3 separate regions of the Homo sapiens genome follow, and all the other regions are linked to region 1. A link is a loop called in an ENCODE intact Hi-C map of the cell type or tissue named here. Cell type or tissue: PC-9. All regions are shown on one strand. Links, peaks and the distances in the headings refer to the core of each region. The heading gives the core; the rest is flanking DNA. Region 1 overlaps IQCH (IQ motif containing H). Region 2 overlaps AAGAB (alpha and gamma adaptin binding protein). Region 3 overlaps SMAD3 (SMAD family member 3).

Region 1 (5,000 bases), core at 1-5,000:
TAATTGTTCTTTTAAAATTCATGTTAACAGATACATGTTTCAAGCCTTTTAAGAAACACTTTTTATTTAAAAGGAATAAATCAAAGTCAAATTTTCTGTAGATTTCTTAATGTGTTGTATTATAAAGTCTAACTGGAACTGGATGTCAGTGAGGGAACATGAACAGTACCAGGGATTTCTTCTTGTTTCCACATACCTTTGAGGACCTACTAGAAAAAATGTTAGAAGGTTGTTTGTTACTATTTGGCAGATTGAAGATATTGAAAAAATCACCAGTGAGTCTCACTTTTAATATGTTTTTGGTAAATTGATTTTACATAACAGAGTCACAGGATATAAAATTCTGAAGATAGTTTTGCAATATGAGTATGTGTGTGTGGCAGGGGGTATATGTGTTTTCAATGCACTAAAATCCTGGCATCAGCCTCTTATTATCAGGAGGAATACACCACTTCATAAGATGGAGAAGATACCAGCTTCTAGGAACAAATAATGGAAATTGGCTACATATTCACATTTGCTCTGTCAAAAATGTCTAAGGTTATTTACAAGCTTTTGACAAGCTGATCAAGTTTCATAAGAAGTAACGAAACACATGGCCCTCGGCAGCCAAATAATAATCCCGTTTGAGTGTTTAGTTCTAAAATGATTAGCTTTGATGATGCCTTTCTAATTAACTATACATCCCAATGCTAGACACATTACTCTAGTTTGGGTAAGTGCTTTTGAAATGATTTTTATAAGTGGTAAATCACAACTGCATTTATCCCCAAATGCTTTATATGACTGTTTAAAACCAAATACCTGAACACACTTCTCTCACAGTACTTTTTGCACAATGCTTCTGTTTTATAAATCCAAAATGAAAATACTGTTTTTCAGTTAGTATTACCATACAACTATATCAACATAAAATGATAGGGTCAACTAACTATTTGATCAAAAGGCCAACAGTTTGAAAAAAATATACACAATGTATATCCAATTTTAAATTGCTCTGGTGTAGATTTTTATGGCATCAAGTTTGATGGAAAAAGGAGATTTAATACAGTAAATGAATATCTATTAGCTATATGTCATAAAAGGGAAGTGCTTTCCCAAATTCTCTTTGCTCAAAGTATGTAGATACAACATCCAAGGCACTCATTCTATTTGGAAATTGGAAAAATACACAATTAATGACTAAGAATCTGCCCCAAGTTTTGGATATAATTTTGAAATCTCTATTTGCTTAAGTCTGAATCTTCATTCAGATTCATAAAGCAAAGCATAATCCTTTTTAAATCTAGAGGTATGCCTTTTAAAACTCCAGTACTCATCAGAAAAAGTTCACATGAAACACAGCAGTTGCCTCGGGCTACAAAGCCTCAGTACTCCTCCAGCTAAGCCAATATTAATTCTAGATGGAAGAGGAAAACCAACAACAAAAGAGAAATCTGCTTCTGTCTGTGTTGCCAGAGAAATAATATTTGTATTTCAGGGGCTTTGGGCTCATGGGAAGCAGATAAAAACCCTTTCACATTATTCACAGTGACATTTTAAATAAAGTTTCAGCAGGAATAAAAATATCTAACTTTCTGGTTATTTCTTAGGCTATAGAAGTATTTGTAAGATAAAGTGCTCTTAAACCAAACCTGTTAGAATAACATAAAGCACATATAAAGAAACTGAAAATATATTTCAGGGTTACACGAATGAAGTAGGCAGTTGAAAATGTCTGTGTAGGAAATTTGGAAGATTAACCTAAGAGACTATTATGCTAGTTAGAAATGGCTTTGCAATTTAATCCTAACATTAATCTTGTTTTTAGTTTTGATTTCACCAAGGCATACATTTAAGAGCTTTTGAAAGAAGCCAAAGGTTAAAAATGTATTTAAAAAAATAGAGATGTTACCTCAGTAATTGTTTTCAGTGTTAGAAATGATCTCAAATTAAATAATTTCCCAGCTAAAATGAAGCACTACTCTTAATTCTCCTAAGAAAACTCCACAACATAGAGTACAATCCTTGCTTTAGGACAAGGTAGCATCTAGTCAATGGCAAAAATGGCATTGACTCTGAGATCTCTTACTGCAGATCTACATTTGACTATTTTTCCCTCTCACTATTTTGCTGACATAAAGGCTTAGTCCCTGCTTGCCTCAGATTTAGAATAATATTCTCAAATATTTGCATATTATGACAGTATACACAATGGAAGAGGATTCTGTGCTGTTGTTTTATTTGGATTTTTCTAGTGGTAAGCCTACTATCAAAGAAATACAATATTTAAAATTTCTCTATTAATTCTTTTTGCTGGTAAATTATTTCCTCGTTAAAATTATGGTACTAGATTATTTAGGAATATCAAATAAAATAGAGAAATCTGAATGAGCTACAAATAAGTCTTCAAAAACAGGCTTACATTTTCTTAATCATTGCTAATTATAAACAGAATGAGAGCCATTTCATCTCCAAAAAATTCCAAAGACAAAAGGATCACAATCTTTACTTAACATCTACATTACATCTTACACTACTAATAAATGACTTTTATTTCTTAAAAAAATAAGAGCTCATTAAAACAACTCATTACTTACACATGCTTTTCTCTGATTAATATATGGCAAACTGATTCCATAGTTCGCATTTACAGCAGCTCTGTGGTGGATGTTTTCAGGATCCTGCAAGATTTTTACATTCAACCCTATCTTTCGCTGAAACAAAGAAACAATGAAACTTTCATGCTGGATGAACAAAAATGCTTACTAACATTTTATATCCTCAAAGGAGTTTAAAGTTCTTTGGAAATAATTATTTTAATGAAATTCTCACTGGAAAAAAATATATTTGGATCTTTTATTTAGGCTGCTAATCAGTCCCTTTTATTCACAGAAAAGGAACTTTGTGTAGATTTTCCTCCGTGTATCCCATTGCTCCCACAAATACATCCTCAGACACATTTTCTTAAAAATAATGCTGGAAGCCAACCAAGGTGGGCAAAGGACTAGATAGAATACCTGGTCTTAATTTCTTTTTAGCTTTCCAGGTCAAGGATTTTGTCAATGAAATCTATACTACAAATACACAGGTAGAGGGCTCCCTTGGTCTGTTAATGTGGCCACTTTCCTCTAGGGACATTTACAGGTAAATCTCAGTTTGGGCCTGGTAAATTTACCACAACAAATTTATCTACTCCTTCACAGAGATTCTCTTATCTGTAAGAATAATTTATGCTTTCATTAGAAAAAAATAAAAGCCTCTTGTCTGAACCACTTATTCCTCATTTTAAATAATTCAAATTAGTTATTGTTGACATGCTTGATAAACCATGAGAGTGGGCCACATAGTGGTGGTGGCAAGGGGCACTAGATAGTTGTCAGGACACCTAGGTGCCAGCTCTCCTCTCGACTGCTGTGTGTGACCTTGGGTAAGTCACTTCACCTCTATGGAAGTCAGTTTCTCTATTCACAAAATGCATGTTAGACTTAATGGTCTCTTGAGGAACCATGCCCAAGCTTTGGGATTCTATGATTTGAGGCTAAAAAATAATTTGGCACGTAGGGAATATGGTATTACTAATAATTTCTAGTCTTTTGTGATTTTAAAAATTGTAATATAATGCATATACCATAAAATTCACCCCTTTAAAGTGTACAATTCAGTGGTTTTCAGTATATTCACAACCATCACCACTATCTAATTCCAGAACATGTGCATCCCCCGAAAATGAGACCTCATACCCATTAGCAATTGCTCCCCATTCCCTCTTCCCACTAGTTCCAGGCAACCAGTAATCTACTTTCTGTCTCTCCTGATGTATCTATTCTGGACATTTCATAAAAATGGAGTCAAAATATGTAGGCTTCGCAACTTTTTAAAAAGGAGGTTAGAAGTATTGTGAGCAACCTAACTGTTTTCCTTTCAATTAAGTGTCTTAGTTTTGAGGGTGATCTGATGCAGTTGTTAAAATGTTGTAGGAATTGGACAGATTTGTTCATGATCCATCTATTTCTTTGACATAAGCATTTATAAAGGGTCTGTGCCTAAGGTCAAAGTGAAGAAGGCTACAAAAATATCTACAGAATGTATGCTAGATAAGCATAGATACGTTTAGGTAAGGTCTTTAACAGATATCCCAAATCTTCCTTTTACTTTTTAATAGCATGGTTTTTTGTTGTTGTTGTTGTTGTTGTTTTGAGACGGAGTCTCGCTCTGTCACCCAGGCTGGAGTGCAGTGACACAATCTCGGTTCACTGAAACCTCCGCCTCCCAGGTTCAAGTGATTCTCCTGCCTCAGCCTCCTGAGTAGCTGGGATTACAGGTGTGCACTACCACACCCGGCTAATTTTTGTATTTTTAGTAGAGACAGGGTTTCACCATGTTGGTCAGGCTGGTCTCGAACTCCTGACCTCGTGATCCACCTGCCTTAGCCTCCCAAAGTGCTGGGATTACAGGCATGAGCCACTGTAGTCGACCAATAGCATTTCTTAAACCAAATCTCCAAATAACTGCCCTCAACTGTCCACTTTATTTAATCTGGGCAAGGATACAGGATGCAAACAAGGCATGTCTATTTCCTTCTCCTTGAGGTACACGTGGTCACAAAAGTAATGTCGTACCTAATTATAAATGGCTTTTCTTCTGTGGGTAACACTCACAGCACTACTCCAGGGTTTTTGCATGGAAGCAGATTGCCTCTTCTATTGAAATTAATACCTGAACATAATTTTTTCCTTCTTAAACTTTCAGAATAATTTCTATTCTACCAAGGATTGGGAAATTGCTAATATGTATTGTATTGACTGGATGTGGGTTTCTGTAATTAGGGTGTTTTTAAAATGTGTGTATTCTGGATACAGAATTGATGGTAATAGCTTCATCTATCACGTCTAAGCTTTGTTAGAACATTTTAATTATGGGATTATTGGCTCATAGCAGTTTTCTTAGTTTTATCATGCTCCATCAAGTTTGTGTGGTTATAGGTCTGGTGTAGGGAGGAAATGGCCAAATACAGAATC
Region 2 (6,521 bases), core at 1,522-6,521, 100 kb after region 1:
CATGACATGTCCATTGAACGAAAGCAAATATATTAACCAAGATGCGTTTTTAACACCAAATTGTCTATATGGCATTGTGATAGATGCAAATAATTATAAGTCATCATCCTATCTTCATGGAGCTTAGTCTAAAAATATAGAGATAGGACCTATAATGTAATGGTTAAGGTCATAGTCATTGGAGTCCTGTACAGCTGGGTTCAAATCATGGCTTTATCGCTAGTAATGGCCTTACCTTGAATAAATTAACCTCTGTTGGCATTAGTTTCCTCTTCTGTAAAATAACGGTGATAAATCTTTCCTCATAGGGCTGTTGCAAAGATGCAGTGGAACCATGTAAGTTAAAGCATTCAGTGGTGCAGATCCAAAGCAAATTCTCTCTTATGGTAGTAGTACTTATTAAAGTAGTGGTGGAGAAATGTTAGAATACAAGGTAATATATGCAAGTGCTAAGACAGTTCTGGAAACAATAAGTGTAGAAAGAATTCTAAGGAAGGAGACCTGTGAAAGTGGGATGGGCAGGGAAGACATTCTAAACATAGTGGGCCTGGAGTGGAGAAGGAGTTAAAATTCTGATTAAAAACAAACTTTAATAAAGAAGCAGTGTGCCAAGGTAGAAACAGTAAAAGATTTGTAGTAAGAAAATATGAATTTAAATCAGCTCTACCTCTGAATAGCTGTAATTTTAGATGAGTTCATTTTTAGATACAGGTTTTTTTTTCATATCATTTCTGTTATTCTCAGATAATGTTATCTGTTCTAATCACCTTTTATAGTGGTTGTCGGTAATAGATGTGAAAATATTTGTTGTACAGTAAAATATGGCATAAACTTTAGTCATTATTGGTGAATCAGTGTACCTTAGTGGAGTGAGTATGCTTTCCGAGTTGGAAACACCTGCGTCTGAATCAACTTACTAGCTGTCACCTCGGCAAGTCACTTCAACTCTGAGATGTGGTTTTCTCATCTTTAAAATGGAAATAGTACTCCTTACCTCATGACGATGTTGTGAGGATAAAATAGTTACTCTTCATTTGTGAGGGCCCACTAGCAGCCAAGCAGGGTGAGCCATGAGCTGTAAAGCTGGTATACACTGGGCCTTCGATCATTGGTGACTTCATCAAGGTTAGCATTTGCCTTAGGATTCTCTGAGTGTAGCACATATGCAAATAACGTGACAGATAATGTGACAAATCCCTATTTCAGATCCCATGTTAGATCTGGATATTCAAGAATTAGCCAGTCTTACCACTGGAGGAGGAGATGTGGAGAATTTTGAAAGACTCTTTTCAAAGTTAAAGGAAATGAAAGGTAATCAGATCCATTGTGTCTAATATGTTCCCATGTTGATGCTTGTCTGTTTTACGTAGTAGCATTTTATTTTGTTAACTGCTGGATTGGATTCCTTGTTCTGGTCTCAGCTGTCTTGAGAAACTTAGCTACTCCTGGGACTTGGTAAAAAAAAAAAATTCCCTGGGGAAAATTTTTCCATCTTCGTTCTCTTTCTTTTTACTTTTCCTGCTTTTGCCTTGTTTCTTTCAATGTGTTACATAAGGTGGAAACTGTAAGATCCCTACCAATTTACTCACATCATTCCCATCTGGAAAATTTGGAAGACTTAAAAACTTCCTAATACATGTAATGACTACATCATAAACATGTCTTTGAAACCCGTCTCCCATCTTCTAGTGTTATTCATATACTCCAGGTTATCCTGTGCTATTAGACAAATTTCTTAAGATATATTTTCCCCCTAGACAAGGCTGCGACGCTTCCTCATGAGCAAAGAAAAGTGCATGCAGAAAAGGTGAGACAATCAGCCAGGTATTTATTGAATACCTATAAAAGGTCCAGTGCTATTATTATAATTATATATCACACTTGTGTATTTCTGAAGGGTCTTAGTGTGAGCTTTTCATTGAATATTAACTTCTAACTAATTAAATATTTATACAGTAATAGTATAGTTGCTGCAGTCAAACCAAGATTTTTCACCTGGATGGTGAGTGATGTGGAACCTTTATTGAGACTCAGGATGTTTGCCTTTCTAACTATTGGGCCAGAAAACTCTTAGTTGTTTTGTTTTATTATTACCAACACAACACATGCTATTGGCAGGAAACTTGTATGGTTGATGGTGTTCCCTGATATGTGTCATAATTTATCCTGTTCCCTTTTGGACATTTAGGTCATGTGCATTTTTTGCTTCTATAAATAACAAAGCTGTGCATGTCTTTACACATCATCTTTGTATACAACTCTAAATATATCCTTGGTATAAATTTCTAGATGTGGCGATCATGGGTCAAATGGTATTCAAGGGTTCTGATATGTGTTGCCAGAGGACTGGAGGGCAAAGTGCAGAATTTTAGGTCTCAGTCAGTTTAAGGTATGACATATGAAACAAGCTGAAATGTAGCTGTTGCCTAAAATTTGTTGCATGCTTCTCTCCACAGGTGGCCAAAGCATTCTGGATGGCAATCGGGGGAGACAGAGATGAAATTGAAGGCCTTTCATCTGATGAAGAGCACTGAATTATTCATACTAGGGTTTGACCAACAAAGATGCTAGCTGTCTCTGAGATACCTCTCTACTCAGCCCAGTCATATTTTGCCAAAATTGCCCTTATCATGTTGGCTGCCTGACTTGTTTATAGGGTCCCCTTAATTTTAGTTTTTAGTAGGAGGTTAAGGAGAAATCTTTTTTTTCCTCAGTATATTGTAAGAGAGTGAGGAATACAGTGATAGTAATGAGTGAGGATTTCTTAAATATACTTTTTTTTTGTTCTAGGAATGAGGGTAGGATAAATCTCAGAGGTCTGTGTGATTTACTCAAGTTGAAGACAACCTCCAGGCCATTCCTGGTCAACCTTTTAAGTAGCATTTCCAGCATTCACACTTGATACTGCACATCAGGAGTTGTGTCACCTTTCCTGGGTGATTTGGGTTTTCTCCATTCAAGGAGCTTGTAGCTCTGAGCTATGATGCTTTTATTGGGAGGAAAGGAGGCAGCTGCAGAATTGATGTGAGCTATGTGGGGCCGAAGTCTCAGCCCGCAGCTAAGTCTCTACCTAAGAAAATGCCTCTGGGCATTCTTTTGAAGTATAGTGTCTGAGCTCATGCTAGAAAGAATCAAAAAGCCAGTGTGGATTTTTAGACTGTAATAAATGAGGCAAAGGATTTCTATTCCAGTGGGAAGAAAACCTCTCTACTGAGTTGTGGGGGATATGTTGTATGTTAGAGAGAACCTTAAGGAGTCCTTGTATGGGCCATGGAGACAGTATGTGATAACATACCGTGATTTTCATGAAGAAATTCTTCTGTCTTAGAGTTCTCCCCTGCTGCTTGAGATGCCAGAGCTGTGTTGTTGCACACCTGCAAAACAAGGCACATTTCCCCCTTTCTCTTTAAAGCCAAAGAGAGATCACTGCCAAAGTGGGAGCACTAAGGGGTGGGTGGGGAAGTGAAATGTTAGGCGATGAATTCCTGAGCACCTTGTTTTTCTTCCAAGGTTCGTAGCTCCTCTCTGCCCTTCCAAGCCTGTAACCTCGGAGGACTATCTTTTGTTCTTTATCCTTTGTCTTGTTTGAGTGGGTCAGCCCCAGAGGAACTGATAAGCAAATGGCAAGTTTTTAAAGGAAGAGTGGAAAGTACTGCAAATAAAAATCCTTATTTGTTTTTGTAGACTTTGTAATGCATATCATTAGCCCTCACTGTGATCATTACTGCTGTGGCTCTGAACTGGCACATAGTACAGTGGATGGAAGGTGCCCGCACACCAGCTGAGAACTGGTTCTGGCCTAGGTGGGCTCTAGAACCATTTACACAGCATGAAAGAAACAGGTTGGGTTAGGAGCAGAAAGAAATAAGGCTCACACCCCTCCAGACACTACCTTATAAGCACTGCAGAACCTGAAACAGATGGCAGAAGGAATGGAATGCTACAGGGGCCAGCAGGAGTGACCACAGGGAGGGGACAGCTCAGTGACTGGAGCATTCAGGAAGAGGCTTTCCAGGGAACACTGGACATTGCTTAGTGACCTTTTGTTCCTTTTTTTTTTTTTTTCTTTTACTGTTCTGAAAGACTTTGAGTCTGTGGTTCACCACCAGCCCATCAGTGTTTCTTTGAGGTGATTGCATTAGGGAAGTTGGCTCTGGGATTGCAAAAAAAAAAAAAAGGTGGAACATGTTTTCCTTAAAAGATGGAAGGTTTTAGAAAATATACTAGGCCATCTGGTTAGAAAAAACAGACCAGACTAGAAAAAGCTGTGAATTTGATTTTGTAGATTAAACAAAGCCAGATGATTAAAATGTGATTTATTTATAAACTGTGCTAATGTCTATTATTATGATTTTGTGGTTTTTTATTAGGGGGTATGAGTGAGGGAAGCCCTATATCCTTCATTGGATTAGACATATATAGTGAATAGTGGAAGAGTCTGTCAAGCTCACTATTTTAGAATTTACCCTGCATATGTAATGTCATGTTTTTAAGACCTCAGCTATGCAGGGATATTGGCCTCTTCTAGGGACATATGGGATGAAGGTCTCTAGTGAAATCTACTAAAAGCCCATGTTAGAATAGTGATCATGAGCTAACACTACAGTAATAGCTGCAGTCTATCTAAAGTGACCTATGTTCATGCTACCACAAGTTGTTACAGAATTGCCAGCTGGAATTTAAAATAAGAGACTTGGTTTTTGGTTGTTTTTTCCTTAAACATTTCTTGATTTGCATAACATAGTGTTTGGCACATAGTGTTTGGCACATAGTAGGCCCTTAGTTTTGGTTGTAAAGTATGGTTTGTGTTTGATGAATATGATCACAAAGTTTGAAGGTCCATACATAAGTGCTGGAAGGTAAGGGAAGACAAGAATAAACATTTTTCCCCTGAGAAAATCATGTGTTATGTAATAATTTTAGAGTGATGAAGACATAGATATTTTTATAATTTTAAAATATGCCATCTTGCCAGAGTATGAGAAGATTGACAGAACCAGTTTGCTTGCTCTCTATTTATAGAACTTGGCCACGTCTAATTCAGAGAAGCTAGAGATTCAGGGAAGCTAGACTTAGATGGTTGAGTAATATGGGATGTGGTTCAAGGACCATAGAGCATGTTAGGCCATTCCTGCAAACTACTTCTAACACGTGAAATGTGATATATGGCTAATTTCCTGGTCCCACTGTGGAGAGGTCGGGATCAACATTTTTGCCATGGCTTGTCAGATTCATTTAACCTTGGGCCAGTCTCTTAACAATGGGCGTTGAGAGAGCATGTGGAATGCCCCTTGCCTTGCCTTGGCCTGCCATGGAAAAGCAGTCTTAGAAGAATCACTGTCTAAGGGTAAGATGAGAGCTCTGTAAACTATTCTGAGCTTCAGCGTTTGCCGATACAAAGCTAAATTTAGCAAACGTGTCCAGTGTGGTCAGAGGTTCTGATTCATTAGGGGTTCTGATTCATTGAACGTTCTGATTGATGGAGACAAGAGTTTCAGTGAATGTTCTAATGCATTAGATTTGCTCTTCACTCTCTGCTGCCCCTGTTAATTTTACAATAGACAATTTAGCTACAGCATTATGTCATTAAGTACCAAATCTTATTAGAGGACTATAGGTGGAGTAAGTGTAAAAAAATCTGGTCATGTGTACTGAACCCAGTACTATGTTAGTACAAGGTTAGTTTGAAAACAACCCCGTTAACTTTCCCATAATTTGTATGTCTCATGAAAGTAGAATGCTGACTGTGCGGCATAATTCTAGTATTTTCGATTCCACTCAGGGTTTAGTGATCCATCCTGGCATCTTTGGCATGTAAGCTCTTACAGAAAACGTCTTAGAGATCCTGTAAAGTTCATACTTTGGCATTACATATGCCTGTTGTTAACATCACAAAGCTTGCTCTTAATGTAGGTATCCTTACTCAGAATTAGGTTCTAGCATAGGAAGTATCTTGCTCTATCCTAAGTTGTTCCTCTGGTTTGCAGAAGAATTAACAAAAAAGGTAACAGCAATAGCGTATTCCCACTCTTAGGGATTTACAGTTCTACTTTGTTTCCTTTTGAAAACATTGTGATTCAAAACCTGGCCCTAATGGTTATTACTGCATCTTTGGAACACAGGCCTGGGGGTGAAAAGAAAAAAAAAAACTTTTAAAACCCCTTTCTGTGTATCCATTGTTATGCCCAAACACTTCCTCCGCACAACTACAGATCTGGGAGGCATAACCAGGCACCCCAAGCTGCTTGCTTATGCCCAGTTTACTGACTAGGAAGCCTCTTGGGTTCTCTCTAATGAAGTGTCCAATCATTGCTCCTGCCCTTGCTATTATCAGCCAGGTGGCTTTAATGCTATTACACAAAAATGTGGACTAAGGCCTAGGGTAGGAACTTTATGGAAACAACAGCATAGTTTAGGAGAGAAAAGATTCTTTTAATCTGAATTCCAAGGACATGGCCTGCAACAATCATGCTTCCCCAGGAAATTCTCAGGAAGTCATTAATGGTGAAGTTAGACGGCCT
Region 3 (5,000 bases), core at 1-5,000, 200 kb after region 1:
GACCCGGGTGGGTGGGAAGTGGGCCGTGGAGGAGGAGCGGGCTGGCACGCTCCACCAGGCTGATGGCAGCCCCTGCTTCCTGTGGGGCCCATGGCCCACTGACATCACTGAGAGGCCGGCGGAGCGTAAGGGGCACGCGGGTGTCGCAACTGCAGGCAGCACGCGGGGTCATGTGAAGTTCAGCTCTGGGGTTTTCTCAGTCCATTGGGTTTTACTCATCCCTTGTCCATTAAGTGTGTTTCCCCCTCTCGCTTTTCCTTCTTTGTGTGCGTGTGTGTTTTAATTATTCCATGGCTCTTGGCTTGCTTTCATAACCTCACATTAACATTTCTCATTGCTACTGAGAAACAAGGCATTCCACCCACTAGAATGCAAAGACACCAGAGAGAATTCCAGCTCTGTGCAGGAACCCCTGGGGAGAGGGTCAGTATCCAATCACCAAAGAGGAGGATGTAAGACTTACATGCAGCATGGGGTACTAGCCTCTCAGGCCACGAGGTCCACTCTGACCTTCTACCCATTTTACAGATGAGGGCCACAAGTCCCAGAGGGTTAAAGTGACTTGCACAAGGTCACCCAGCTTCAATCAGGGCAAAATGACTCAATTTTTCAAAACTGCTATCACAAAGCATTTTTCAGTGCATGGCAAGCATTCCACACAAAAAGCATTTGCACACACAAAGAACTTACAATGAAAATTATGTCTTACAAGTTAACAAGCCATGAGAATGTTCTAATCATCAAGCATTAAAAATACCCAAATGCATATTCATCCCATGCATTCTTCGACAAGTATTTGTGAAGTGACCATGCTTTATCAGGCACCGTGCTAGGTGCTAGACTCCAGAGACACGAAGACGAATAATAACTGGTCTTCGTCAACAAGAACTCAATTGTGAGACAAAAGCCAACTTGAGGAAAATTAAGCCTATTTCAAACATGCCTTGATCTGTGTAACATTCATAATACATAATATCTTCTTTGATCTCCACAGTTTTCTCTCTACCTCCAGATCAGTGCAATCTCTGGTTTTCCACTTTTTTTTTTCTTTCCAAATGAAAATAGAGCACAACTGTCATTTTCAATCTACTAAGTCATAAACCACAAGGCAGGCTGCAAGGACCAAATGCTCCGTTTTAGAACGAGCCCAGTGCAGAGAACAGAGTCCACACCACAAGGCAGGGAGCTGTGGTCCAGATGAGTGACATGCCCTTAGTGACCTGGGTCCTGGCCTCCGACCCAGAGACCAGTCCCATGGAGCCCCTGTCCTTGAGGGCTCACTGCCTGGGACTGTGAGAAGAATAACCCAGAAACCAATGATTTCAACATATCGTGGTGTGTGTCAGACCTAGGCATGCTCAGCAGCTGGGGGGACACATTTGCAGTGGCCAGGAGGAGGGGGCATCTGAAGGCTGCTTCCTGGAGATCAAGATGGGACTACGTTTTGGAGGAAGTAAGTTGAATAGGCTTGGGACATTCCAGGCTGGTATGGGCAAAGCAAGGAGGCAAGAAATGGCTTGGCACAGGGTGGGGAGGCAAGCAGGCTTCTAGTATCATCAGAGTGGGGATTCTCAACCTTTTTGGGCAAAGCATGGTCATTTTCAATTCCAGTGATTTTCACAGACCTCTCCCATGGTGGCAGTTGTACTTGAAATCAGTCACTCCACAAATGCGTAATCCCTGCCCATTTACAGCAATAATACAACCGCACAGAGTCTGCAGCTGCCAGGTTGGAAAGCTTCTTACCGGAGCCCCCGAGGGCAAGGCCAAGTGAGAGGAGATGGAGGACGCTGTGCAGACCCCAAGGGACAAGGCGAGTTATCCCCGAAGCACTAGGAACCACTGGACGGAAGGGTTCTAACCAGGGAGGTGCTGAAGCAAGATCTGTCCTTTAGAAAGATCACCCTGGGCACAGCGCGGGAGGTGGTGGGGGGGTGGGGGGGAGAGGAGAGCAGATCCAGGGAGGCTGCTCGGGGAGATGACCTGGAGGCCCAGTCACCTAGGTGAGGGAGGATGACTTTCCACACCAGATGTCAGTATCACAGAAGCCTCAAGCCTCAGATAATCCTCCCTTCCAAAACCTAAAACAAACCCAAAATTCCCCACTCAATTTCAACAATAGTCAAAATCAAATGGCTCCTCCTCTATCAGGCCATATCCCTATGGAAGGGAAGGGTGAGGCTTTGGGGTGGGTGAGGGCAACAGTATGGGGCAGGGAAGGGAAGTGGAGGGACAGAGGGAGGCCCTGTCCATGCAATAACCACAGCGACAGGCAGTGACTTAGGCTGGGCAAACCAAGTGACCGTGGCAAGGCTCAGAGAGGCGGGAAGGGCCGGGGGAAGCCCCTCTCCCATCAGAAATTACTCGCAGCCGAATGACGGACTTCATCTGTCTCTGCCTGCAGGTGACCACAGACTGCATCAGGAGGGCAGGAGGGCAGGAGGGCATGGCAACAAGGCTCTCCCCTTGTCTGGCACCCCAGAAAGCAGAGCTGAGAAATCTCACCCTGGGAAGAAGGGTGGGGTGCTTATGTGGTGGGAGTGGCGCAGCAGGTGGGAAGATTTCGAGGCTCTGAAAGGCCCACTCCCCTCCACCCAGATAAAGCTACTTCTCTCTTGGTTTCCTTGGGGCTATCACAGTCACTGTGCCTGAAATTCCCACCATTTGTCATTCCTTTGGCATCCAAGGCCCAATGACTGACTACACTAAAATCTTCAGTTAAAGCATGACTCATTAAAATCTTTTTTTTTTTTTTAATGCACTCAGTAAACATTTATTGAGGGCTTGACTGTTCCAGGTACTGTGCTGAGCCCTGGGTGGGAGAGAGGGTGATGACTAAGGCTTGGGAAGTCAGGGCTAGGGAAGCCGACAGAAGCCAAGTCGTGCAGACGGGGCCCTGTGAACTCAGCTAAGGAGACTGGACTCCACTTGGACTCCCTGGAAAGCTACCAGAGTTTTAAACCACTGGGGAATGATATGTTTTGATACCACCGTTCTGGGTCCCCTGGGGTAATAAATACTATGCCATTACCACCATTAACACCTTCGTGTGAATTAGGTAATCAGATAAGTGTCACCTTGCAAAAGACTGAGATGTAGGACTGATAAGTTTTGATGCCAGAGAGTGAAGCCAGGAAGAGCCAGTGCTCAGTGGCTACCACGCGGGTAACGGAGAGCAGGGGACAGACCCCAAAGGAAGCTGTGTGTGGGGCCATCACAGCATAAGTGTCCTCCACATATGATGTACGCCTGTAAATAGTTACTGAGCTCCTTTGATCTGGGTCCTGAGCATAGCAGAGAACAAAAGAAATGGCCCCTGACCTCAAGAGGAAGACAGACAGTGCATAATCACAGATTTAGAACTACAAGCTGGAGTAGGGTCTCAGAAGGAAAAGAACAGTCTCTGTGAGAGAGTGTATTGGGGATAGAGTTAAGATGAAGGGGAGGAATTAGAAAGGGCTCTCTTAGATGACATTTAAGGGGAGACCTGACTCACATTCGCCAGCTGAAAACTATGGGGACAAGCATTCCAGGAAGAAGGAACAGCATGTGCACAGGCCCTGAGGAAAGATACGTAAGGTCAGGGTAGGCCTGAGAGGTTGAGATTTGAACCCTTGTTTGGGATTCAGACCCTCATTCTCAAGGCAGCAGGAAGCCCTGAACAATTTTCAGCAGATATGACAGATGACAGATGTACATTTCTTAGAGATCATGCTGGCTGCCGGTGGAGAATGGGCCCAGTGGAGAGGAGGGTACAGGCAGGGAGACCAGGTAGGAGGGAGACGGGGCCAGAAACATCCTGATTTGGGTGAGGAAGCAGCAGTGGAAATGGGGCATTGGATGAACTTAGATATTCTGGGGGCAGAACTGACAGGGCTCAGTGATGTCCTGGATGGTGAGGGAGAAGGAGAAGAGGCTAAAATGATTGCTTCCTGAGGTCTGGATGGTGGTGCTTTTCACTGGGAAGGGGAGGCCTGGAGGAGGCTGTGCAGACGGCAGGGAGGGCCGGGGAATGAATGCAGATGAAGCCTTCCATTCAGGACATGCTCAAGCAAGACCTTCAGAGGCAGCACAGCACAGATGTCAACAATGGGCCCTGGCCTGACCTAGGGCAACAGGAGGCATTAGCAGGCCCTGCGTTGCTTCAGGCAGGTTGAAAACCCCACGGGATCTCCAGCCAGGGCATCAGGGTAAGAGACACATTCCTGTTTCTCCCTCCTGTGCCCTGTCAGAGAGAAAGGCTTTCCCTTTTCTGGAAGTGCCAAAAATGCAGCACAGGAAACTCATTCTGCTGCCAGAGTGACTAATATTTATCACTGGTATATACAGTAGCCATTCTTCAAGGCCATGAATTTCTGCCCACAGCTAGAGCCACAATTCTCTCAGCCACCCTGCCCAAGCTCAGCCCTGCCTCAGCATTCCACAGGGCTGAATAATACTCTTTGCTTCCCGTAGGGGCTCTGCTTACCCAACAGCCCGGCATCTTCTCAGCATCCTGGACTCACCGCATACAGCTCAAGGTTCAAGGTTTCCACTGTGGCCGTGGAGGTGCGCCATGATCTTGTTCCCCTACCCCTCCCTACCCATCCTGCCTGAGTCCCCACCACCAAACAGAGGCAGCTACTCCCTCCCTGTAGAACGCAGAGGAAGGACACAGAGGGCAAGAACTTTGGAGAGCGCCTCATCCAACCTTTTTGTTTACTAAGGAGTAAACTGAGGCTCAGAGAAGTCAACTGACTTGCCTAAGGTCACACAACAGAGCTGAGACAAAAACTCCAGGCCAGGGATCTTTCTTTGGAAAGAAAGGGCCAAAGGTGGCAAGGCCTCCTGACAAACAGTGCCTCCTGTTCAGGGAGGTGAGATGGAGCCACAGGTGGCTTTGATACTGAGAGACCCCCAGGAAGCAGACAAGGAAGAGCAGAGCCACTGGGAAGCCTGCAAGATCAAACTCTGAAAGAAGTCTGCACGCAGCTGCACGGTGTCTGTCCCCAGACAGCTTT

Evidence for each region. Hi-C counts contacts between places; a loop is a spot of excess contacts. Peaks named below come from ENCODE experiments on the same cell type or tissue, not always from the same donor. Only the 100,000 strongest peaks of a DNase experiment are listed, where the experiment ranks them.
Region 2: it touches region 1 in a loop (4-fold over the local background); 3 of 110 quality-filtered maps call a loop at or near these places.
Region 3: it touches region 1 in a loop (3-fold over the local background); 2 of 110 quality-filtered maps call a loop at or near these places.

The regions. Positions count from the first base shown.
Region 1 is chr15:67,302,035-67,307,034 of GRCh38, reverse strand. All of the region lies in intron 4 of IQCH (IQ motif containing H), which reads right to left. Among named protein-coding and RNA genes, the nearest start is that of IQCH, 50 kb to the right of the region's middle. In PC-9, for the core only: a CTCF peak has its summit at 3,093; no DNase peak of the experiment used is centred there.
Region 2 is chr15:67,198,834-67,205,354 of GRCh38, reverse strand. It overlaps AAGAB (alpha and gamma adaptin binding protein), which reads left to right. Exons shown (of 10, transcript NM_024666.5): 8 at 1,207-1,311; 9 at 1,758-1,807; 10 at 2,457-4,688. The coding sequence ends at 2,534. Among named protein-coding and RNA genes, the nearest start is that of AAGAB, 53 kb to the left of the region's middle. In PC-9, for the core only: no CTCF peak of the experiment used is centred there; a DNase peak (open chromatin) is centred at 3,984.
Region 3 is chr15:67,104,909-67,109,908 of GRCh38, reverse strand. The region is part of intron 1 of SMAD3 (SMAD family member 3); the gene reads right to left. Among named protein-coding and RNA genes, the nearest start is that of SMAD3-AS1, 40 kb to the left of the region's middle. RefSeq lists a silencer at 2,724-3,018 and enhancers at 1,921-3,120, 3,373-4,072. In PC-9, for the core only: no CTCF peak of the experiment used is centred there; DNase peaks (open chromatin) are centred at 2,758 and 4,348; H3K4me3 peaks cover 851 bases; H3K27ac peaks cover 5,000 bases.